Regions from separate parts of the Homo sapiens genome. Here region 2 is linked to region 1. The links are chromatin loops, found by intact Hi-C in ENCODE. Cell type or tissue: ascending aorta. All regions are shown on one strand. Each heading gives the region's core, and the rest is flanking DNA. Links, peaks and the distances in the headings are about the cores only. Region 1 overlaps DYNC1I1 (dynein cytoplasmic 1 intermediate chain 1). Region 2 holds the start of DYNC1I1 (dynein cytoplasmic 1 intermediate chain 1).

Region 1 (12,721 bases), core at 2,597-10,596:
TAATTGCTTTACACCACTATCTTGATTGTTTTGAGGATGCCCTTAGGCTTGAACATTGAAAATCATGTTAGCTCTTTTGAGAAGACATTCTGAGCTCTCTGATTTTGACTTGCCTCTCTCCCTGGTCAAAATCTTTGCACCAAGATTCTGGAGCTGGGGGAGGGGACAATGGCACACTTCTTTCTGAGTGACACCCTTGCTTTAGCAGCTGGCTGTGTGGGAGAGTAGGGTACTGCTATTGCTTCTGGTCTACTTAGCTTGCTTTTCCCACCATGAAACCTCTGCTTTACACATGAGCCATGGAGAAGACAGTTGGGGTCCCATGTTCTCAGCATGTTGAAGCCAAGGTAAAATCTCCATCCCTCAAGTTAGTGTTGGGCTGAAAAAAGGGAGTCCCCACCTTGTACTCACACTTGCTTGGAACTTATCTTCTGAAACAAGTAGCTGGGGCAGTATGAGAAATGCTAATGTCTTGCCTCTTCCAGGAAGATACAATAGCTCTCCAAGTGGGAGCTGGCAGGAGAGGTAGCCCTGTGTTTTCTGCTGCATCCACCTGAAGTAATTTCCTTAAAGCTGAATTGGGGGCAAGGAGGGAATGGAGTATGGTTCAAATACCATAGAATCTTCCTGTTTTTACCAAGTTGTGATTAGTTTTATTAGATAAATGTTTTTCTTTTTTTCTTTTTTTTACTTGCTATATGCTATTAGGACTGCTCCCAGATATTTTAAATAGTTGTGCGGTTTTGTTGTTGTTATCATTTTTACCAATTTTACTGGGAAGTAGATTCATGGACCATCTCACATGCCCCATGTGCTCTATCTCTTGTGTCTACTTTATGCTGGAAGTGGAACCTTAGATGTTTCTTAAGTAAGTCAACATATCAGTTGTTACTCTCCAGGGAATTAAAGGTTTGCTATGCCTTGTAATATTATTTAGTTCTGCTATTTCTTGACTGTGTCATTGATTATGAGAGGTAGGCAAAAATAATTTTTGTGTGTAGCGGGGCTTATATTTGAAAATTATTAATATGCTTTTCTGTTTGTCTTTGTGAATGTAATGATATTCACCCTAGTGTACCTAGGGCATTTTTTTTGCCAGTAGAGAGATTAGAATTTGATATAGAATGAAAATAAAACAGCTAAGGTAAAACTCAGCTTCCATCTCAAAACATTGAATTTTGTAATCCCACTGTAGTTTGAGAGCCAAGTTTAATTGAGGGAGAAAGGATATTCCAGTTTTTTTCCTTACCATTTAAAATATCAATAACTACCAAGATCACTCCTTCTGTCCAGAACAGTAAAACCTTGAGACTCCATGGTAGAATGAAGATATAAATTGAAGGAAGTTAAACAGGGGAATTTATTTCCAGATAGGAGCATTTCGGAAGAAGAGACAAAGTTTCAGATATATCTGGATTTTCACTTTCTGGGGGAAGCATTAGGAGAGGTGGAGTGTTAAACTAAGAGGAGGAATGAGCACAGGGTTCTTGAACCACACTCCTTTTTTGGGAATCTGAAAAGAGACCACCATGCAATAGATCTTATTCACCATAGGCATCTGAGCCTCCCTGGGGGTGACTGGCATGATAAGACTGAGAAAAGAACAGGTGAGGATCTCCCTTAAATATTCTGAGGCATGGGCACCAAAGCGAGAGTCAGTATGCCAAGAGATCTGCTGTGGTGGATAAAGGCATGGCATGGGCTGAAGGTAGACCTCTAGGATGGAGAAAGGACAAGGCATCAACTCAAGGTCTGGAGACCATGACAGCTGAGAGGAGACTAAATCATCAAAAGAGAGATAGCCAATGCTCCCTAGGAACATTGCCAAACTAAGCCAAAAGAACAAATCACAAGTTCACCAGCTACACACTCTAACACAGGGTGCCAGTGCCCAGGTGGACAAAGGACATCATGCCAGAGGGCAACAGATGTCAGCCAGCATGCTGCCAGGGACTAGCACAAGGCCAGAGTCCCTCATCCTCCCTATCTCCACCAAGGCCATTAGATCATGTAAACCTCATCTTTCTTCCCTCTACAATTGACCATGATCTCAGAGAGAGATGCAGATGAGAGGGGGACTCTATGAATTTGGGCATTTCTACCCAAGATTAATGGAACATACTAACAGGGACGGTTTAAAAGATGAGAGTGAACTAAAGTTGTTTATTTTGTATATTTTCTCCATGTCAACTAGTGGTATTATAAATGGCTGCAGATAAAATAAAGGAACTGCATTCTCTCGGCACCTCTGATTTATAAGGTGAGTAAATTCTAGCAATGCTGCAAGCGTAATAATGTATATGAGTGTGCTGAACACATAATAAATATTATTTTTCTCTTTACCTCCCTTTTTTTTCTTTTTCTTACACCAAAGTGGGCATTTTTCCAATATATATTCTTGGCCACTTAGCATCCAAACACCCATTGTTCTAAAAGGAAGGATATAAAAATAGATCAAAGTTGAGTCATAGCATCCCCAAACATTATGGGAAGCTGAACTTGGGCAGTTATTTCTCTGCCTTGTCCCTCACAGCTGACACAGGGGCATGTAACCTAGTCCTGGCTAATGGACTCCCTTGAGGGAACACTGTCAAGAGGCAGAGAGAGTTAGAGGTTTCCAAGCCAGCAGTGACTACAGAGTTTAAATCATGAGCCTAACAGAGAGTATCCAGTGACCGGAAGTCAGGAGGCTCAGGTCTTCTAACCAGGAAGGTTAACTGGTATGATCTTGCTGTGTTAGCTGCTGTCTTAGTCTGCTCAGGCTGCCATGAAAAATAGCATAAACTGGGTGGCTTAAACAAGGACAATTTATTTTCTCACAGTTCTGGAAGCTGGGAAGTCCAAGATCAAGGTGCCAGCCAGTTCATTTTCTGGTGAAAGCTCTCTTTCTGGCTCGCAGACAGCTGCCTTCTTGCTGTGTCCTCACATGGCCTTTCCTCGGTGAACACACACACAGGGAGAAAGATCTCTCTCTCTCTCTCTCTCTTCTTTTTCTAATAAGGCCACCAATTAGAGATCCTACCCTTATGACTTCATTTAACCTTAATTACCTCCTAAAAACCCTATTTACAAACATAGTCGTATTAGGGGTTAAGCCTTCAATATATGAATTGTGGGGATACACAATCCAGTCGATAGCAGCTACCTAATTTACTTTTTATTTCAAACCTAATGCTCTGGCTTTTTTTTCTTTTGTCAATTCTATCAAGTATCTCATATCTTCTCAACAAACCTTTTTTTCTGTTTAAACTTAATTAGAGTTAGTTTCTATTGTCAGCAACCACAAACTCAGTCTGGTACAGAAACTACCATCAGGAGATAGTCACGTGGGAAGCTGATGTTGGTTATCTGCCATAGCTGATGCTAAAGAAAATAAAAATTCAGTAAGAGTTCAGGAATGGGAATCTGTCAGCTGTAACAAATAGCTACATAATTTTTCTTCTATGGTGATCTTTAATGAAGTGTCCGTTGAAAAGAAGGATTTAGGGGATCAAATTTTCACTGCTATTGAATAGTGTGAGTGGCATGAAGAATTTAAAGACACTAGGATGAGGTGGATACTTCTAATGGGACTGGACAGCTGTAAGAAATAGATGACAGGTTGAAGTCTCTATATTTTAGATCTAGGCATAGACCCATGGACTTTCTCTGCTTGTGATAAGTATCTACAAAAATGTCAAAGTCAAATGCAAAGTTTAAATTCTGTGGGTTTCTGAATAAGGTCTGTGGAATTGCTAGTGTCACCAGGTGACTTATGTGAAAGTGACAGCAATGATCAGGAAATAATGGGAAATTGAATGTAGGTAAGAATACGGAGGCCTGGGAGTACCTCCAAACCATGTTCTACACTAAGCCTTGCTTGACAGCCAAAGACCTGCAGCCTTTCTCTTTGCATCTTCATCATCCTACCTCAGGGCTGAGCCAGTTCTCTATCTGTAGCCCTTGTCAATCTCACCTTCAACATGGAGCATCATGTCAGCAGGACCTGGAGAGGAAGCTGTAGCTGGTATCTTTAAGACCTAGTTAAGACATTATGTAGGCCAGAGGATGGAGGAAAAATCTTTGAAAACATAAGTACTCGCTACCTTAAGAAAGTCTCTATTGGTCTAGTCATCTGGTAAACTCCAAAGTATATGTGAATACCTTAATTCTCTAATATTAAGAGTCGAAATGCTTAGTGGGTCATTCTGGGTTTTGCAGGCAACATGTTCAACATTTGCACCTATTTATTCAATCCATTTACCCAGTGGTTTGAAAGTTTTTCTTTCAAATGGCTATACTACTTGGAAATTATGGTCCAGCTGACCCAATGGTGCCCCAAGTGTCTATGGCAAATCAAACAAATGTCCCTAAGAGGTGAGTCTCAGAAGAAGTGCTTAGATTTTAGAATAATAATGTGGCCTCTTTATTGCATTACTCTCCCTTTGAGAGAGATGTCTTGGTTTGCTACTGGGCCTGAGTAGAGATTAAACCTTGACCACAAGATACCAGGTGACTATCAAAACAAACTATGATTATGTACCAGGTTGTAGAAATTTCCTCCTCCTTCCTCCAGTGTGGCTTGCATCTTTCCAGCAGATTAAGAAATTCTCATTCCCCCAGGGGGAACATAGTGAACTTGGTGTTTCTAGAGATGTCTGGCATTATCTTTGTCGTTCAACAGCATTTCTTGGGTACTCAGGATAAGCCATGCACTCACTCACTATAATAAAGATGCAAAAGACTGGCTCCCTAAGCCCAGGACCTCATGGTTGGTACAGAAATGGGTTCATAATAGGCAACAGAGAGGCAGCCTTGGAGGGGACCATAATTTCGTTTTCCTTTCTTGCTACTTGGGAATAAAATTATGTGTTTCAAATATATTGGGGCAAAGGTATCCTTCTCCAAGTCAGTGTTGGCCATTCTTGGCCTTCTTTCCCTGCAGAGAAGGAAGGTCTAACCTTGTTGAAAGAACAGTATTCATGGAGAATTTATACTTAAATCTTGCTTATTTATATCACTGTCTGGAGTGTTTCTCATAACAGATCATTATGATCAAAAATTAATACTTACTATGATGAGAATGTTCATTACGGTGCACAGTACAGAAAGGATGCTTAAGCTTGGGCAAATCCAAAGTGCCTTCCCCTTCATTTTCAAAAGTAAAATGGGAATGTGTAAGAACTTGAATGCACTAGAATCCATTAGAGGCAGAACAAATCAATGCTCTGAGATCATTAGTTTGATTATCATTAAACTGTCCACAGTCAAACAATGACAAAAAATAATCAGCATGCCTTCTTACATTGTGGGCAACAGCAAGCCAAAGTGGATGTTATATATGCCAGAGCTTCAAATGTTAGCCACCCAAGAGCCTCATTGTGTCATAAAATTCCGTAGTTGTTTCCTGCCGCTGAAAGGCGCAGTTTTCATGAAAACATTGCCATGGCTCAAACCCCACAGTGGAGCCAACCCACATCTGCCGCATGGTAGAACCTCAGTGCCAACTGTCCACTGCTCCACGCAGCTCTCCTGCCAACCACCTCCCCACAGCAGGTGAAAGTGAGCACCAGCACCCTCTATGGCCGGGCAGCCGGGTGACTGCCGGCAGCCAAGGGTCAAGGCATCATCGCCTGTGGTGAGGGGCAGTTTGCTGAACCCAAATTGAAAGGTTTTTCTGTCCAAATCCATCCAGGATTGCTTAAATGTCAAGAACTATGGTAGCTAGCTTTGGGTTCTGTATTGTAATCTGAACCATGTAAATGCCCTTCACCACAAAAAAGCTTGATGGATCTTGTGAACAAAACAGAAAGAACTTCTGCCAATAGCTGAGAAATAAATTCCCCCTTTCCTGCTGCTTGGACCACAGCATAATGAGGGCTCCCAAGCTCTCCTTGCAGTAATAAAATGGAATGTACAGCCTTTTCCTTTTGATGTGCTCCAGTTTAAAACTTTAGAGCTGATGCCTTTTCATCCTTAATTTATCTTCCCTTGTAAATATTTCTTTACCACTTCCAATATCTTAAGTACACATTTTAAAAAATAATTCACTCCTTCTCCTATTTCAGTTGTATAACTTTATGCTATGGGTCAAGTTTTGGGCTAAATAAACATGCCTCCAGCTACAGCTCTGCAAATACCTCTGGCAGCAAATTAAGTCAAACAAATGTTTTGGTTGGGTGGTGAGGATGTTTTTTAACGATCTTCCTGTTCTTGTCTGGAGGCCCAAGGATAGACTAGGTGAACTCTCACAGGCTTTTCTAATTTTGTATTTTCTTTTTCTTTTCTTTCTTTCCCCCTCGCTAACTGTATTTTCAGCCACGTTAATATACAGGTCTCATTTGTTGGGTTGGTTGGTTTAAAAGCTCACCAGCAGAGGGTGCTACTTGTTTGCTTCTAAAATTCATTTCACTGGGGCTTGAGAAATGGAGGCCCTGCTACTGAAGAACTGTCCCCACAACAGCTTGTATAGGCAAGATTTTCAGAATGCCTAACGGCACCCCGGACTTCAAGGAATCTGATTCACTTTGCTTTTGGCGTTATTTATTTAGAACCAAAACTGAAAACCTGTAGCTTGCATAAACAAAAATGCACTGATTTTTATATTTCCGGTAAATCACTAAGGGGGAAATGCTAATCATTTTTGCATTTCATGGCTTTTGTCCATACTTACTACATAGCAACAAGGAACCCAGAATTCCAACATCCTCTTCACCCACCGAAGAATAAAATAACATAAAGTAAAAAGAGTATTTGCTTTGCTATAACAACGTTAGCCTCTAACAATGAAACTTTCACTTACCCTATTTTCAAAATACATCTCCCTCTTCTGCTTTTGCATAATCTTGCTTTGATAAAGTTTTGAATTCTAGGAAGTATTTATCAACTTCGACTTCTCTCATGAGTGTATTTTTATGATTCTCTGATACCCGTATGTGACTTTTTCACTTGATATTTTTCTGGCATACACAAAGAAGGTATGGAGTTCAATTTCCATTCACCTATGTGGAGTTTGCATGGGAAAATACTTTTAAATTGTGGTCAGAAACTCTCGTGTGTTGTTACCTCAATTGGCAAACCAAATCAGTGGTCAGCAAAGGTTTTCTGTAAAGGGCCAGGTTATAATAAAGATTTTAGGCTTTGTGAGCCATAAGGTCTCTTTCACAACTACTCAACCCTGCCACTGCAGCAAGAAAGTAACCACAGAAGTCAATGGTTGGATATAGCTGTATTCCAACAACACCTTATTTCTAGGAACAGGTGGGTGGGCTATAGTTTGCTAAGCCATGTAAATGATGAATCTTAATGTATGCTTAAGATTCTTAATGTATGCTTAATGTATTCTTATTGATAAAATTCAGCACTGTTTCTATTACATTGTTCTTTGATGATTTTTGTTCTCCTCACATGATTTCGATGTAGTGAGATAAACCTCTTTAGTTTATCTAATTTAAAGTTGCCAGGTCACTTGGAAGAGTATCACCGAGTTCCCTCTCCATAGCTTTCAAACTCAGAAGAGGCTTTGGCTTTCAGTGTCATTATGTTTGTATCCCATGAAGAGCTCTTATGGTAAGAGGAAATCAACAAGAAAGATGTTACTTCCCAGCGATTTCTCCAGAGATAATATGGAAAGTAAGCCAAAGACATAGTTTACCTTCAGACTGATGCGTGGCAAGAGGAGTCTGGGTCTCCTTTGAGTAGGACACTACTTCCCTTGGCAGGAAATCCACTTGGGTGACCTTTGACACGCCCAGTTTATGCAGTCTTCTTCTGTAAGTAACAAAGAATAAATGCTTAGAGAGGGGAGGCATTCCTTGCAGAAGAGCTATCAGTAATAAAAGAAAGCACTAAAACAAACAAACCACAAATACCCTCAGCTTCTGAGTGCAAGGGGCAGGGTCATGAAGCAGAACTGGCTCTGGGCTGGAAGTCAGGACACGTGGGCTCTTGGCCCACGTTGGCCCTAATAGGCTGGGTGATGTCAGATAAGACCCTCAGCTTTCCTATCTGTAAAGTCTTGGTCCAGCTTACAAGAGACCTCTTCCATTCTGAGCATCCCAGATTCTACTCAGTTAAAATTTATTGAGGGAACTTCCATTTGCAATACAGGATTCTAGTCTCTTAGGAAAGAAGGAGAAAAGGAAAGTAATGCTTCTTAAATTTGAAAAAAAAAAAGAGAGGTGGGTTCTTTAATGGTGTAACACATTCTCTATCATAGCAGTGAGGGGATTATATTTAAAGAATGAGTTTAACACTTCTCATTTCTGCAGAATAGGAACTAACACAGATTAGCATGTGAATTTGCTTGAAAGACACATTGATATAGCACAGATGAGTGAAAGGGGGCACTGGGCTCAGAGTGATAAAGCCTTAGCACAGCATTCCAGACCTAACCATGACCATGTAAGAAACCATTTCTGAATATTTATGTAGCACTTCAAGGGTTTTCAGGGGTCTTTAGATTCATTATGTTACGTGCCTTTATGACACCTCTATGAAGTATGTGGATAGATGTTATAATCTCCATTTTACAGATGAGGATAGTGAGATTCCGTTAAGAGATGTGCCCAAGTATATACAACTCGTAAATTGTAGAAGAAAGGTTATGAGTCTTGGTCCGTTGTTTTCCTACCAACTCGAACTCCTAACTAAGGTTCTTACTGGTGAGTTCTTGAGTTACTGCAAAAATCGAAGTGCCTCCTGAGACACCCAGGAAACATCCAGTCGTGGAGGTATAGTAGTATCACCTGGTGATTAAATACATAACCCCTAGCCCCACCATTTACCAGCGTGTGTCTCATCTTGAACAAGTCACTAATCTCTCTGTGCCTCAGCTTCCTCATCTGTAAAACGGAGACAGAGGTACTTTCTAATTGTTATGGGTAATGTCTATGTACCACATACACATAATGCATATGCCACATATATATTATGTAGTCATATGTACATAATTTACAAACATATGTATTTTAAAACAGCTTCTGGAACATTGTTTTTAGTATATAGTTATTATGTTATTAGTATTGGACATATTCTATTTCTAAAAATTTCCAGGCATGGAGTGCATGCGTCTCTGTGGGAGAAAAAGAAAAAAAAGGTATACTACCCATTTAGCCAAAATCTTGCATTCCCTAGCTCTCTAGGAGCAACAGAAGTATATTCTATGCATATTATTGTCCTTAATTGTTACTAGCGGATGGCACAGCCTTATTTCTTTTTCTTTAAATTATTATTAATAGGAATAAAGTGAGAAAATGCATGGCACAGTTAGGAATTTTCACATACAATTTCCCAAACACTGTAGGAAAACAAAAATTCTTCTTGTCTATGAGTTACTAACACAATTGAGATGAGATCTAAGATGTGCTCAAAGTAGGTACAAGCAAATAAACAAACAAACGCTGGTTAGAGGACAAGCCTCGCTGGCTGTCTCTGTGTTCTAAGTGACCGTGACTGGAGCCCAGGCTCCACGCAGGCCTGAACCACATGGGCCTGTTTCACTGGGAGCTCTGGGACACAGAATGCAAGAGAGTCCAGGCTGGGCCCAGGCTGAGCTTTGCACAAGTGACAAACCTTGCTCCCTTCTTACACAGAAATGGGGAAAGCACATACCATATATCAGAAACAAAATCACCAAATGAGGGAAAATCCTCAAAGTTTCAAAGTAAGACATTCAAGGTATTATTTTAAAACCTCCCTGGGTCAGAAAAGAATGTTTTCCTGCCTGAAGTGGGTCTTTCTTGAAGCACCTAAAGAAGAAAACATGAAAAGACATTGCAGGACTGCTTGAGGCAAAGCCTCTCCGCTGCTTAGTAGCCCAGTGTCTTTCTGAGGCCCCAGTAGATCAGTCTTTATTATAAACAAGGAAGTGGAAAATAATCCACTTCAAATTGAGGCCACCTGAGCACAGAGAGATCACCCTAAACCCTCAACTGCCCTGGGCACCTGCATGAGACCCAGGGAGCTCCAGCTCTGGTTAAGTGGTAGCTACCTCTACAGGCAGGGATTTCAGGGCATCCTGCTAACATGACGTAAGCTGCAGCCCTATCTCGTTTGGGACCAGCAACAGGTGCTGGGCAACAGGAGGCTGATGTGTAATTTGATACTCCACCATGGCGGACTGAAACCAGCAGGTGAGACCATACAGCACAATGGTGATGTCATGCACTCATTCTGAAACTGGGTTCATAGTTCTGCTTTGAACATACAGCTGAATGGTAGGGGAAAACTTTGGACAAGTGACAAACTTCTCTAAGCCTCATGTTTCTTATCTGTAAAATGGGTACCTGTCATTGAGTTGTGAGGACTGAATGAAGCTAATGCTTACATAGCACTTAGTTTAGTGCCTGGTATATATCAAGTGGCTCTTGGCTCAAGCAGCTCTACTTTATCTGTTCTGATGATTATAATAATGTTTATATTTGTAAAAGAAAATCAGAGAAAGCAGATTTAGGAGTGTCCTACATTAAAGATTCCTTAAGATAGTAGAGTTGAAGATGATCTCTGACAACAAAATGAGAATCATACTCCTAATTTCTTTATATGGGCACATGGATAGGATGTGGCTGCTTGGGAGAGTTCATTTGCTTTTCCTTAACTTCTTTTCCTTTGAAACATCTGTTTTCAAAACGTAGGTGGAGTAAGTGTGTTTATCCCACTAAAACAAAACCTTTTCTTTTCTCAACAACCATTGAAAAGTTTCAACCAGTTTTTCACTGATGCTATGTTTGTGAGTTCAGGGTCTGACTTGTACCTAAGACATCAAAATAAAAGCTGAGTTGTCATCATTAGGTTTTCCCAATGTACTGATCATCTGACACACTGATAAGCTTGTGGTTCTTCTGGCTTGAGGGTGAATCTGTCTCAAATAATTTATAATTTTAAAGCAATTCCTTATAACACTTCTTAGAGGGTACTGGTAGATTACTGTATCTTTCCATATGATCTCTGGATGGATGAAGCTGCATTTATATCAAATGCTTCTATTCTTTGTGCCTATTTTGCTGCTGTTTTAGTAACCAGGGACTTACAATATGCCAGACGCTTTTCATACATCATCTTATTTTATCCTCATTAAAATTTTATCTCATATTCCAATTTTACAGATGAGAAAACTGAGGTTCAAGTGATGTTAAGAAATTTTCCAAAATCACAAAGGTAGTGACAGAGTTGGGCTTTGGCTCTATGCAAGAGTAAGTCCCAGGGCCATGTACTTAAAAACTTTGAAACTATACTTAAAAACCTTGTTTTCCTGCGTGTTCTCTAATGCCTTATGACCATCCACTCATTGAGGCATGCTTCTTAAAACCTAATATAGTGGTCCAAGCACGTGTGGTCATTTTAGAAGCATGAGAAAGAATTATTGAGAAGTAGCCTGGTTTAGATTGTTAGGACATAATGAAAGGATTATGTTTCTGAGTTAAGTACCATACAATCACTCCCAGCCCTAGCCAGTCCAGAAAGGATGACCAGAAGGTGTCGTCCTTTCATAGCAAAGACCTTTTGCTTAGGGATTTCTCTAAGTTAAACTAAGCAAAGGAGGAAGAGCAAGACAACACTGTGGCATTCATACCACTGCAGTTCCCGTGCCTTCTAGTTAGGCTGCAGACTCTATGCTGGTTCCTCAGTTCCGACTCTGTGCTACCTTTCCTGCCATCCCACCACCCCTCCTGCATAGCTTATGCCCTGTTCACTGTACACCCAGATACTGCTGCCATAGCCCTTGGTACATGTCACTGTACAGTCATGTGTGGCTTCATGATGGGCACACCTTCTGAGAATTGCATGTTAGGCAACTTTGTCATTGTGCAAATATCACAGACCGCACTTACGCAAACCTAGATGGTATGGCCTACTATACGTCTAGGCTAGATGGGATAGCTTATTGCTCCTAGGCTACAACCCTGTACAGCATATTACCGTACTAAATACCGTAGGCAGTTGTAGCACAATGGTTGAGTATTTGTGTATCTAAAAATAGAAAAGGTACAGTAAGTATACAGTATTATAATCATACAGGACCACCATAATACACAGTGCGTCATTGACCAAAATATCATTATGTGACACATGACCGTATTCACTTCTTTTTCATGTCTCTCACCCATGACTAGACTGCAAAGATACTTATTTATCCCTTACTAATTTATGCCATACCCTGGGCCTTAGTTTAGCGTCAGGTACATAGCAGGCACTAAATAAATGTTTGAGGCAGGAAGGTAGAGAGGAAAAAAGGGAAGAGAAGGAGAAAAGGTAGAAACAATGTAGAAATATAAATTGAGACTCAAATTATGTATGTCCTGGTTGACACGGCATCATTTTAAAATCATGTGGTGTATTTTCACCTTGGTAAAATAAAAGGGTTTATTGAAACTTTAAAATTACTGAACTATAATGCTTTAAGTAACCGTGGGAAAACAAACATTCAATATCACCTATGCAGTACAATAAAGCTTCATATATTTGGATTAATTGTGCCAAGAGTAAACCAAAATTCGAGAAATCCTAGAGCAGAGATTCCCAAAGTGTGGTGCCTGACCCCACCAGCAGCAGTGCCACTTGGGAGACGGTTAGAAGGCAAATTCACAGTCCCCACCCCAACCCACTGAGTCAGAAATTTCAGGGTTGGGGTCTGGCAATCTGTTTTAGGAAGCTTGTCCACCTTCCCCCTTTCCCCACAACCCCTTACTCTGGTGATTCTGATGCCTGCTAAAGGTTGAGTATCACTGGCTTAAAAATACTA
Region 2 (12,721 bases), core at 1,818-9,817, 99 kb after region 1:
GTCCTCTATAGTGCTTGAGATTCATTATTTTTATTATGAATACCCTCAACTCTGACCGAAATTTCTGCTTTGTGTGTTTGCCACATTGATGGCATTAGCTGTTCTGAACCCCCAAAATGAAACAGTGGGTTGTTCTATGCGATCATAGCAAGAATATAGGTAAGCGGAAAACTGTTAGCGCTTAAATAATAATTTGGAAGCAAGAACAGCTGCTAAAGAGGATTTCAAGACCAGTATGAACTGAAAACTAAAGAGCACGTAAGTCATCTGGTAAGTAGTGCCCCTCCCAGGATTTAGAAGCAAGTCAGTGTTCCGGATCATGACACAGCTGCTGTATCAGGGAAGCCTCAGAGGACAGAACAGCCTTAAAGTAAATTCATCTTTGCAGTGAATAAAGTTTTGATTTACAGTTACCCCTGCAAGATAGTTTTCAGGCTGTGTTAGGTGGGGGCTGCTGTGCATTTGGTACTCGGCAAGACACCTGGCGATGGGGGAAGCAAAAGTGTGGAGTTTCAACTCACCTTAAGTTAAAGCAGGGCTTGCTTTTCTTCTGCCACTCTGGGAGACATACAACTTGTTGTTGTTCCTTTGATAATATTTTAGGCTTTTCCTATCAGTGTGTGAACATATTTCTTGAGGGACTCTTAGTCCTGCCACAATAAAAAGCTACACTAAACAATACTTTTTTTGGTGTCCCACACAGGCAGAGAAACTATGAGCTATGGTAGGAAGAGAAGAAACAGACTTTGGAATCAGGCCCACCTGCATTTCAAATCCAGCCCTTCCACTATCTGGCTCCATATGGCCTTGACCAAGTGACTTAATCCCTCCAAGCATCTCCTTGTTTGTCAAAGAAAGAGAAAAATGTCCACCTTACAGGGATGTTGGGATGATTCAATGAACTAACACATCTATAAAGCACTGATTATGCACAGGGGAGATTCTCAATGAATGACAAGCCAAGCTAGGACTGCCTGCCACGCCTGGAGGCCTGACTCAGTTGCAGGCCTGACTCAGTGTCAGTTGATGTTTGCTATACCTGCCACCTGGACTCCTGGTGAAATGCCACAAAAATGTCCTGATAGCCAAGAACATTTTATTTTTGGCTGCCACTGGTAGGATAGCTTGGCTTTGTCTTCGATACATTTCAGCAGAGTGACCTCTGCTCCTCTCCCCTTTTTTAAACAGCATATGTAAACCAGTGATTCTTCCTGTATTTTTAGTTAGCAATATCCCCATTTTTTCCCTAGAAAACTACATTTATGCACAAATGCATGAAAATTTGCCTCAATTTTAGTGGGTTCAATGACCATCTGAAAACCATTCGTATGCCTCCCTTTTACAGTATCTATGGGTTTTTGTTTAAGAAGGTTCCTCCAACAAAGAATCAAGGATGTTTTATGAATATGTGAGCTCATGAGGATTAGCACCTAGGCAGAGGTATCTATGTTACGATGGAAACTTCACTCTGAGATTCTGGGGCCAGGCCTCACTCAGAGAGGAATCAAGGAACACAAGTCCAGGATATTGATGAAAAGTCTCTGTCAAGAGGAATAATTTTTTTCTTTTTTAAGACAGGGCCTTGCTCTGTCGCCCAGGCTGGACTGCAGTGGTGCAATCTCGTCTCACTGCAACCTCTGCCTCCTGGGCTCAAGTGATTGTCCTGTCTCAGCCTCCCGAGTAGCCTGGGATTACAGGCACGAGCCTCCAGCCTGGTCTCTAACTCCTGGCCTCAAGTGATTGGTCTGCCTTGGCTTCCCAAAGTGCTGAGATTACAGGTGTAAGCTACTGTGCCCAGTCAAGAGGAATAACTTTTACATGGACCTCGTCAAGGGTTTATACATTGCAAAGAAGAAAAATGAGAGTTGAATTAATTTGAGTTAACTCTCAAAACAAAAAAGTCAACTCTAGAAGTTCCTAGTTCCAGCACAGTTCCCAGGAGAATATATGTTCTCACATGCTCTAGGGGATGCAGAAGCCACAAAGATTTCTAGTAAAAGAGATCCCTGATTAAGGTAGCAACTATTTACACAGCATTTGAGATCCACAAAGTATAACAGCTACTTTCATTAAGGAGACAAAAACAATGCCATAATTTATTTTAAGGGGCCATGGGTCTACTTTGAGTGTGCATATATTATTCACAGTTACCAATCAACTGGCAAAAAGTGCGGCTATACTTGTGGCTTTAAGAAAATAACAATGGATCACACTGAAATTGGAGAGCAAACCTGAAAGATACAGACATACACTCGCTTTTTTGTCTCTCACACAGCACAATAGCCAAAATGGATGGGTCCTAGTTTTAGAGTCTTTGGAGAGATCTCATTTGAATCCTACCTCTGCCATTTATTAAATGATGTTGAGTATGTCATTTAACTCATTTAATTATTTGGAAAATATGGATAATAATGTCTACTTCATAGGATTAATATAAGAATTAAAATGAGATAAGAGAAGAGCTTGGTATTCAATATATGAAAATTAACCAGTGTAATTGTTTCATAGTACGGAAGAGAGAGGTTAAAACTCCTGGCCTGGAGTCAGGCCTTGATTCAAATGCTGCCTTGCTCAACTTAGTAGCTGAGCAAAAGTTACTTGACACCTTTGTGTCTTAGTTTCCTCATCTGTAAAACAGGATTACAAACAATATCTGCCTCATAAGATTTTTGTGATGTTTAAATAAGTTAACACCTGTGAAAGTATTTTAAAATGCAATGCCTGGTAAAGTGCTCAATATATTTTAGCTACTGTTATCAATCTTTGTTTCAAGTGTAGGGAGAATAAAGTAATGAAGGAATATATTTGTTTGAAACAGATTTTGAAACAGATGCATGTGACCTTTTCATTTGATGCTACGTTAAACAACAAAGAAACTGGAGAAAACGGTAACAGGATGAAGCCGGTGCACACTGTCTGTACTAAGAGGGGTACCTAGATTTCAGATTTGGCATGCATTTTACAAGACTGGTCTACATCGCTGTTTTTATGGACAGAGCAGCACCCAGGCTGGATCCTTGACTCAGCACTGTCATCAAAGGCAAGGCTCATTTATTAAACGTAGACTCGGGAAGGAGTATTTTTGGAAGCAGAGGGATTGGGAAGAAAGACCCTAGAGCCTTCTCTGAGATATAAAACATGGTGACTGAAATGCCAAGTGACTTCTTACTCTCTTCGAAGTTAGTCAGAAACTGAAGACCATGGACCACTACTTTAAGAACTCTGCCCCTTTTCCTGCGGGTCGAGTTTATTTTCTCTGCTCATATCCCTACTGGTGATTTACCTAAAGCTTTAACAGTAAAACAATCATGCATGTTTTCAATAGCAAAGAGGGAGGAAAGGCTGGGGGTGGGGAAGGACTGCAAGCCAGCCCCTCCTCCTCCAGGGGACTGTGCACCAGCGGCTGCAGCATCTCAGAGGTCCAAAGAAGGAGGAAGCAAGTGCATTTGTATCTGAGGCCTGAGACAAGGAAGACAAAGTAAAATGCTGAGATGCTGTGGGCCAGAAACAGGGCTAAGAGCTTGACAGGCTGGAAAAGCCTGCATTCGACCCCCAACTGTATTCTAAAAACTTCCCAAGGATGGTGCTAGAGGTTTTAAGAGGAATGGGTCTTGGAGCACTGGATCCTCAGACCTAAACAAATATTCGAGAGTTAGTTCTTATGAAGAGAACATGTGGTAACTCAGTGGCAGGTGTTTCAGATTTTATTTTATTGAGAAATATGATCAAAAGAGCTGAGTTAGGACCCCTTTTTCCACACCAAACCTTTTTGAACAAACTTGGCATTTTAAATAATTAGAGGTAGTATTACATTCTCACCAGTACCCTCAGCTTGCAAATTGCACTGAATATTCCCTTTTCAAATTTACTAACACTGATCAACGTATATCTCTATAATTTCCACAATTAAAGTATGTACACAGACTGGTTACCCATGTCTGTGTTAACATCAGGCGTTGGGTTGTCACCTGCAGTTGCCTATGCCTTACTGTTAGCTATACTTTTTGCTAATCTGGAATATTTGGAAGCAATTCTTCACAACTCTGAACTACAATAAGTCTACAATGCCCACTTGAAAGGCATTCCAAGCAAGAAAATGGCTGGCTACTTGTTCCTGCCCCTTACCTAGGATTAGTAGAGGCCAGAATAGCGAATATATTCCATCTTCTGCATGTTGTTGAGTCTCTGATCTCCTATGTAATTTCCTGTCCTGATCCTGGGCTTCTGTTTAATCTTATTAGCCAAGGTACAAGTCATGAGACTCCCGCACACTCAGTTCCCATCAGCGCTGCCAGGATCACTGCCCTTATGATGACGACGCACGGATTTATAAGGCCAGAGCGATTCCGAATGGGAGCGGGGGAAGGAGAGCCAGGCGGCCGTGAAGGTGTTTACCAAAACAACATCCCCCAGCCACACTTTTTCGCAGCAGAGAGAAACTGGCATCTTCTCGCTTTGAAGTGTTTAATTAATGCCCTGCTGGAAGTGAATTCGCTCCCTCCGACTTGCAGGGTAGTGACAGCATCTAAGAGCTTTGCAGACAGCTCGAAATGTAATCAAACAGCATCCTTTCCCCTCCCTCTGCAGCTTTCCCCCTCCTCCAGGGGCAGTCAGCCGGTGGCCCAGAGGGGTGCAGATTTCAGCGCCGCTCGCCCACTGCTCCCCCGGGGAAGACCGAGGCGGGGCGCACTGGGACGCCCTTCCCAGCCCACAAGGTGGGCGACCAGGTGGTGACACCACGACCCTTCCTTCTCTGCCCTAGTCTCTCGGCTCTGCCGAGAGGGGGGTGTCACTGGGGGGCTTTGGCCGCCTTCGGGCTCAGCGGAGCACGCAGGAGCCTGGGCAGGGGGCCAGGACAAGGGTCCGGCTGCGGCTGCAGGGGCCTCGGCTCCAGCCTGGTTCCCAGCGCAGACGACACCGGGGTGGGGAGGGTTGGGGAGAGGTGCGGAGGCGGCCGTCCGGGGAGCGGCGACATCCCGCTCCAGTTTACCTGGACGCGCTCGGCAGCGGCGGAACTGGGCTCCCCGAGCCGGCGGCGGCTCCTGGGCGGCGGCAGCGTTGGTGCAGGCGGCTCCCGAAGGTGGCGGGGCCGGCGCGGGCAGGATGTGCTGTCTCACGCTGCGCCGGCCGCTCGGCTCGCGCTCCTCCGGGAGCGATCACTTCCTCTCTCCCAGAGCCTGACACTGACAGCTCCCCGGAGCACTCAGTCTGCGGGGCTCGCCCCGCCCCCTGCCCACGCCCTCCACGCCCGCGCCCCTCCTGAGGGAGGGCCTCCGCTCCGCGTCTTCCGCGCCCGGTCTCGCCAGGAGGGGGTGGCGCCGCTCCGTAGGCTGGTGGCGAGCAGAGGACCTGGAAAGGTCAATTCGTCTATCCCTCTAACGTCGGTAGGACTTAGACCTCAGTTGCTGCAAAGAGAAGAGCTTCAATATTCTGGGAGCTCCTGCTGAAATGCCACCATTGAACAACTTTCACTCCCAGGCAACTACACTTCTTAAGGTCATTTAAATAGAAATAAAGCTCAGATCTACCTGTTGTACACAATGACTTATAGGTCTGATTGATCCCAATTTTTCTAGAAGAAAAAAGAATTAAGTGTGTGTGTCTGTGTGTGTGTGTGTGTGTGTGTGTGTGTGTGTGGTGTGGTGTGTGTGTAGCTTGTCTTCACATTGCTTCTTAAAGTCCCAGCTTTTAAAAATCTGGGTAACTGGCCAGACGCGGTGGCTCACGCCTGTAATCCAAGCACTTTGGGAGGCCGAGGAGGGCGGATCACCTGAGGTCGAGAGTTGGGGGACCAGCCTGACCAACATGAAAAAACCCCGTCTCTACTAAAAATACAAAATTAGCCGGGCGTGGTGGTGCATGCCAGTAATCCCAGCTACTCGGGAGGCTAAGGCAGGAGAATGGTTGAACCCGGGAGGCGGAGGTTGTGGTGAACCGAGATCCCGCCACTGCACTCAAAGCCTGGGCAACAAGAGCGAAACTCCGTCTCGGGGAAACAAAAAAAAATCTGGGTAACTATTATTGGACTCTGCAAAAAACAAGCTTGCCACAACAGCTAAGTTATAAGGCCAAAAAATTGAGTTTGGGATGTTAGGGGGTTTGGTATCATTTTATAGATGAGCTTTTCATCATATTTCTTGCACATCTGTGGTGTATTTTTACACATTAGAATGTAAATTAGTGGAGGGCAGGGACGCTATCTTGTTCACTGCTGTATTCTTAGTATCTAGAACAGCATTCTGATATATAATGGGTACTCAGTAAATATTTATGAACTTATTAATTCACAAGTACTACAGTAATTTCAAAATAAATACAGATTCTAGTATGAATACAGTATGAATACATACTCATCTGTAAATGGCCATCCTTATTCTAAAACTTTGGCCTCCCTGGCTAATCTACTGCGATTGTAACTATGGCTAGAAATGAAGAGGTTAAATGTCTAGGTAGAAGGTATTCAAGGTATTCCAGAAGGAAAAATCTAGGAAATAAATATTTGCCACTACCGTGACTGAATATTTAATACATGTCAATTCTACATACATTTTTCTTTAACTTTTCTATAACATTATGTAGTACATATAACGAATGCCATGCCTCCAGAAAAGGAACTTGAGTCAAAGAAGTTAACTCCCTTGCCCAAGTTCCATAACCACTGAGTGATCTAGCTGAGATTTGAATTCCCATTCATCTGCAGCTTGTACTTTAACTACTTTGTATTTTGGTCTTTCCAACATGGCATTGCTTTTGTTGTTGTTGTTGTTTTGTTTGTTTGTTTGTTTGTTTTTTGAGACAGAGTCTCCCTCTGATGCCCAGGCTGGAATGCAGTGGCACAATCTCGGCTCACTGAAACCTCCATCTCCTGGGTTCAAGCGATTCTCCTTCCTCAGCTTCCTGAGTAGCTAAGATTACAGGTGCACACCACCTAGCCCGGCTAATTTTTGTATTTTTAGTAGAGATGGCATTTCTCCATGTTGGCCAGGCTGGTCTCGAACTCCTGACCTCAAGTGATCTGCCTGCCTCAGCCTCCCAAAGTGCTGGGATTACAGGTGTGAGCCACCATGCCTGGCCTCAACATGGCATTGTTGAGTGCCCACGAAGTAGGAGCTGGGACTTAGACACTGGACCAAATTGAAGACTAGCTAAAACAGGGATGGGGCGGAGGCAGCTTTCCATAAGAGATGCTCACCAGTGTGCCATGTCAATTTACCACTGCCGTGGCAAAACCCAGGAGTTACCACTCCCTTCCATGGCAATGACCCCATGACCCAGAAGTTACTACCCTTTCCCTAAAAATTCTGCATAAACTACCCCTTGATCTACAAGTAATTAAAGTAGGTACAAATATGACTGCAAAACTACCCTGAGCTGTTACTTTCTGCCTGTGGGGTAGCCTTGCTCTGCAGGAACAGTCACAGAGCTGTAACACCATCAGAGCTGTAACACTGCCACTTCAACAAAGCTGTACTTTTCAACCCTACCACTGGCTCACCCTTAAATTCTTTCCTGGGCAAAGCCAAGAACCTTTGCGAGCTAAGCTCCAATTAATTTGGGGGCTCCCCTGTACTGCATCGCACACAACCTGCAAAGCATTGTGCTTGGAGCTTCACATGATTTAAAAAAGAGAATATAATCCCTCTTCTTGAAGGGGTTAAAATCCAGTTGGAGGTGCAAGGATAGGTAAAGGCAACATAATTAAGGACAAACAATAAGGAAATACCCAAAGCAGTACAATGGTTTGGGTGGATGAGATGGAAGGAGGAAATTAGAATTATGACAATAGATAGTATTGAAATAGGTAGGGTTTTAGAGCAGAAATGAAGAGCAGAGAACATTTTCAGGCGTAAACAAAGCTCCAAAGAAGAGAAAGAACAAAGTGTACTCAGCAAATAGTGAGTGGGCCAGCTTTTTGGATCATGACAGACTCATGGGAGAGCCAACTGGGGCCTTGAGAAGGGCTGTAGAGCAGATAATGGAGAATCATTAAAGGCCTTTGAGTAGAGAATGACACTTGGGAAGAGTCATCTGGGGCTATCTTCGGGTAGAGGATTGAACAAGCAAAAGCTTAAGAGACAAGTTTAAAGTTCATTCAAAGAATCCAGGTCAGGATTTAAAAGGCCTGAGTTTGCCAAGTTGTATTCATGACAAATAGCCTGTAATGTATGCCCACAGCAAATTAAGCCCTCAATTTCAAAGTTAGTTATAATATTATCACTTCTCAGTATTTAACCAAAATAATTCAAAGTAGGATTTCAGAGAGATATTTGCACATTCATGTTCAATGCAACATTATTCACAATAGCCAAGAGGTGGAAGCAACCCAAATGTTCATGAACAGATGAATAAGTAAAGAAAATTTGGAATATATATGCATACAGTAAAATTTTATATTTAAAAAGGAAGAAAATCCTGTCACATGCTACAGTGTGGATGAACTTGAAGGACACTGTCGTAAGTGAAATAAGTCAGTTACAAAAAGTAAAATAGTGTATGATTCCACTCATATGAAGTATCTAAAGTAGTCAAAATTGTAGAAAAAGAAAATGCAGGCATACTACGGAGATATTGTGAGCTCAGTTTCACATCACCAAATATCACAATAAAAGTGAGTCATACACATTTTTTTGTTTCCTAGTGTATATAATAGTTATGTTTACACTATACTGTGGCCTATTAAGTGTGCAATAGCATTATGTCTAAAACATATACATGTCTTAATTTAAAAATACTTTATTGCTAACAAATGCTAATAATCATTTGAGCCATCAGTGAGTTGTAATCTTTTTGCTGGTGGAGAGTCTTGCCTCAATGTTGATGGCTGTTGACTGATCAGGGTGGTTGTTGCTGAAGGTGGGGTAGCTGTGGTAATGTCTTAAAATAAGACAACAATGATGTTTGCCTCATCCATTGATTCTTCTTTTCATGAAAGATTTCTCTGTAGCATGTCATGCTCTTTGATAGCATTTAAACAAATTTATGGGCACATAGAAGGTATTTAGTATTTATGAGGTACAGGAGACATTTTGATACAGGCATGCAGTGTGTGTTTGGTAGCCCTTTATCCACAGAACCTTCAAAACTGAAGTGAACTATGTCAAACCCTGCCACTGCTTTATCAAATACGTTTATGTAATATTCGAAATCCTTTGTCATCATTTCAACAATGTTCATAGCATTTTCACCAGCAGTAGTTCCCATCTCAGTATATCACTTTCTTTGCTCTTCCATAAGAAGCAACTTCTCATTCATTGAAGTTTTATTATGAGATTGCAGCAATTCAGTCACATCTTCAGACTCTACTTCTAATTCTAGTTCTCCTGCTATTTTTATTACATCTTCAGTGATTTCCTTCACTTAAGTTTTGAGCCCCTCAAAGTCATCCATGAGGGTTTGTATTAGTCCATTTGCATTGATATAAAGGAACCCCAGAGGCTGGGTAATTTATAAAGAAAAGAAGTTTACTGTGGCTCATGGTTCTGCAGGCTGTACAAGAAGCATGGTACTGGCATCTGCTTCTGGTGAGGGCCTCAACAACCTTACAATTATGGCAGAAAGCAAAGGGGGAGCTGATGCATCACATGAATAGAGTGGGAGCAAGAGAGAGAAGGAAAGTGCCACAGTCTTTTAAACAACCAGATCTCCTGTGAATTCAGAGTGAGAACTCACTCATTACCATGGGGAGGGCACCAAGCCATTCATAAAAGATCTGCCCTCATGATCCAAACACCTCCCACCCGGCCCTACCTCCAACATTGGAGATTACAATTTAACATGAGATTTAGAGGGGACAAATAAACAAACCATAACAGGGTTGGAATTAACTTCTTCCAAACTCCTGTTAATGTTGATATTTTGACATCCTCCCATGAGTCATGAATGTTCTTAATGGCATCTAGAATGGTGAACTCTTTCCAGAAAGTTTTCATCTTACTTTGCCCAGATACATCAGAATTCCTATCTATGGCAGCTGTAGCCTTACAAAATATATGTCTTATGTAATATAACTTGAAAGTCAAAATGACTCCTTGATCCATGGGCTGCAGAATGAATGTAGTGTTAACAGGCATAAAAACAATATTAATCTCCTCGTACATCTCATTGGAGCTCTTGGGTGACTAGGTACATTGTCAATAAGCAGTATATTTTGAAAGGAATCCTTTTTTCTGAGCAGTAGTTCTCAATAGTGGGATCAAAATATGCAGTGAACCATTGACCATGTACTGTCATCTAGGCTTAGTTATTCCATTTATGCAGCATAGGCAGAGTAAATTTAGCATAATTCTAGGGACCTTAGTATTTTCAAATAGTAAATGAGCACTGGCTTCAATTTAAAGCCACCAGCTGCATTAACCCCTAACAAGAGAATCACCCTGTCCTTCGAAGCTTTGAAGACAGGCATTGACTTCTCTCTAGCTGTACAAGTTCTAGATGGCATCTTCTTCCAATACAATGCTGTTTGTCTACATTAAAAATCTGTTGTTTAGTATAGCCACCTTATCATTTATCTTTATAACTTCTGAATAACTTGCTGCAACTTCTACTTTAGCACTTGCTGCTTCACCTTGCACTTTTATGTGATGGAGACAGCTTCTTTCCTTAAACCTCCTGAACCAACCTCTGCTAATTTCCAACTTTTCTTCTGCAGCTTCCTCACCTCTCTCAGCCTTCGTAGGGCCTTGATCTGGATTGGGATAAAGGGAATGTTGTGGCTGGTCTGATTTTCTATCCAGACCACTAAAACTTTCTCCATATCAGCAATAAGGCTATTTCACTTCCTTGTCATTCTTGTATTTATTGGCGTAGCACTATTAATTTCCTTTAAGAACTTTTCCTTTGCATTCACACTTGCCTATTTGGTGTAAAGAGGCCTAGCTTTCAGTCTGTCTTAGCTTTCAACATAGCTTCCTCACTAAGGTTAATCATTTCTAGCTTTTGATTTAAAGTGAGATATGTGACTCTTCCTTTCACTTGAACACTTAGAGGCCACTGTAGGTTTATTAGTTCACCTAATTTCAATATTGTTGTATCTCAGGAAATAGGAAGGCCCAAGGAGAGGGAAAAACATAGTAGAATGACTGGTCAGTGGAACAGTCAGAATGCACACAATATTTATCGATTAAGTTCACCCTCTTTTGTGGGCATGGTTCATGGTACCCCAAAAGAATTGTAACAGCAAAGACCACTGATAATATATCAATATAACATAAAATAATAGTGAAAAATTTTGAAAAATTATGAAAATTTTTTCAAAGTATTAAATTACTAAATGTGACACAGAGACACAAAGAAAGCACATGTTTTTAGAAAAATGGCACCAACTGACTCCCTCAATGCAGGGTTGCCACTAACCTTCAATTTGTAGGGGAAAAAAGCCAGTCTCTGGTAAGCACAGTAAAATGAAGTACGCCTGTATAAAGGTAATTTCCAAGGACTGGGGGTAAAGGGATGGAGGAATTAGTGATTAATGGGTATAGAATTTCAGTTTTGCAAGGTGAACAATTCTAGAGGTTTGTTGCACAACAATGTGAATGTACTTAAAGTTACTGCACCATACACTTTAAAATGATTAAGTTGGTAAACTTAGTGTTATGTTTTTATGACAATAAATAAGTTTTAAATTATTTTAATTTTTGTGTACACAGGCATGGTACAAATATTGACTACGGGCCTAGAAATGAATAAGAAATGGATGTTCTCTATCTTCCAGAGGCTCAAAATCTAATGAAAACACGTAATTGCCTTTTAATACCAAGCAGACTAACAAAGGTACAATAATGGCAGACATTTGCCATGAAAGATTGAAAAAGGAAAAGTAAATTCCAATTAAGAATGCTTTCAGGCCGGGCGCAGTGGCTCATACCTGTAATCCCAACACTTTGTGAGGCCAAGGTGGGCAGATCACGAGGTCAGGAGTTTGAGACCAGCCTGACCAACATGGTGAAACCCTGTCTTTACTAAAAATACAAAAATTAACCAGGCATAGTGGCGGGCACCTGTAATCCCAGCTACTCAGGAGGCTGAGGCAGGAGAATCACTTGAACCTGGGAAGCAGAGGTTGCAGTGAGCCAAGATCGCACCACTGCACTCCAGCCTGGGCAACAGAGTGAGACTCCATCTCAAAAAAAAAAAAAATGCTTTCAGTTTTCAGTCTGGAATGGAAGGCCTTGTTGAAGAGATTCTGAGGGTGTGTGTATAGTTAGCTATGTTTCAACAAATGATGATGGTATTTGAGAATGGGGTTAGAGATCAAGCAGAAAAAGAGGCATATACTTCTCTCTCTCTCTTTTTTGATAGGCCTTATTTTTTGGAGCAGTTCTAGGTTTACAGAAAATTGAACAGAAAGTACAGAGAGTTCCCATACACTACCCTCTCTCTAACCCTCCTCCCTCTTAGTTTCCAGTATTATTAACATCTTGTATTAGTGTGGTATATTTGTTATAATTTATGCGCCATTATTGACACATTATTATTAACTAAGGTCCATGGTTTACATTACGGTTCACAGTTTGTGTTGTACAGTTATGTGAGTTTTTGACAGACACATAATATCATGTATCCATCACTACAATAACACACACAACAGTTTCACTACCCTAGAAATCCTCTGTGCTCTACCCATTTGTCCCTCTCTTTCTCCTTCCGATCCTCTGGAATCTACTGATTTTTATACTGTCTCTGGAGGTTTGCCTTTTCCAGAATGTTATATGGTTGGAATCAT

Evidence for each region. Peaks named below come from ENCODE experiments on the same cell type or tissue, not always from the same donor. Only the 100,000 strongest peaks of a DNase experiment are listed, where the experiment ranks them.
Region 2: it touches region 1 in a loop (2.3-fold over the local background); 6 of 110 quality-filtered maps call a loop at or near these places.

What each region holds. Positions count from the first base shown.
Region 1 is chr7:95,864,911-95,877,631 of GRCh38, reverse strand. It overlaps DYNC1I1 (dynein cytoplasmic 1 intermediate chain 1), which reads right to left. Exons shown (of 17, transcript NM_001135556.2): 6 at 7,634-7,749. Among named protein-coding and RNA genes, the nearest start is that of DYNC1I1, 99 kb to the right of the region's middle. RefSeq lists an enhancer at 9,937-10,046. In ascending aorta, for the core only: a CTCF peak has its summit at 6,338 (motif pointing right); no DNase peak of the experiment used is centred there; H3K27ac peaks cover 1,123 bases.
Region 2 is chr7:95,765,043-95,777,763 of GRCh38, reverse strand. DYNC1I1 (dynein cytoplasmic 1 intermediate chain 1) reads right to left here and starts at 5,210. Exons shown (of 17, transcript NM_001135556.2): 1 at 4,991-5,210. RefSeq lists an enhancer at 1-1,164. In ascending aorta, for the core only: no CTCF peak of the experiment used is centred there; DNase peaks (open chromatin) are centred at 4,303 and 5,193; H3K4me3 peaks cover 2,322 bases; H3K27ac peaks cover 2,000 bases.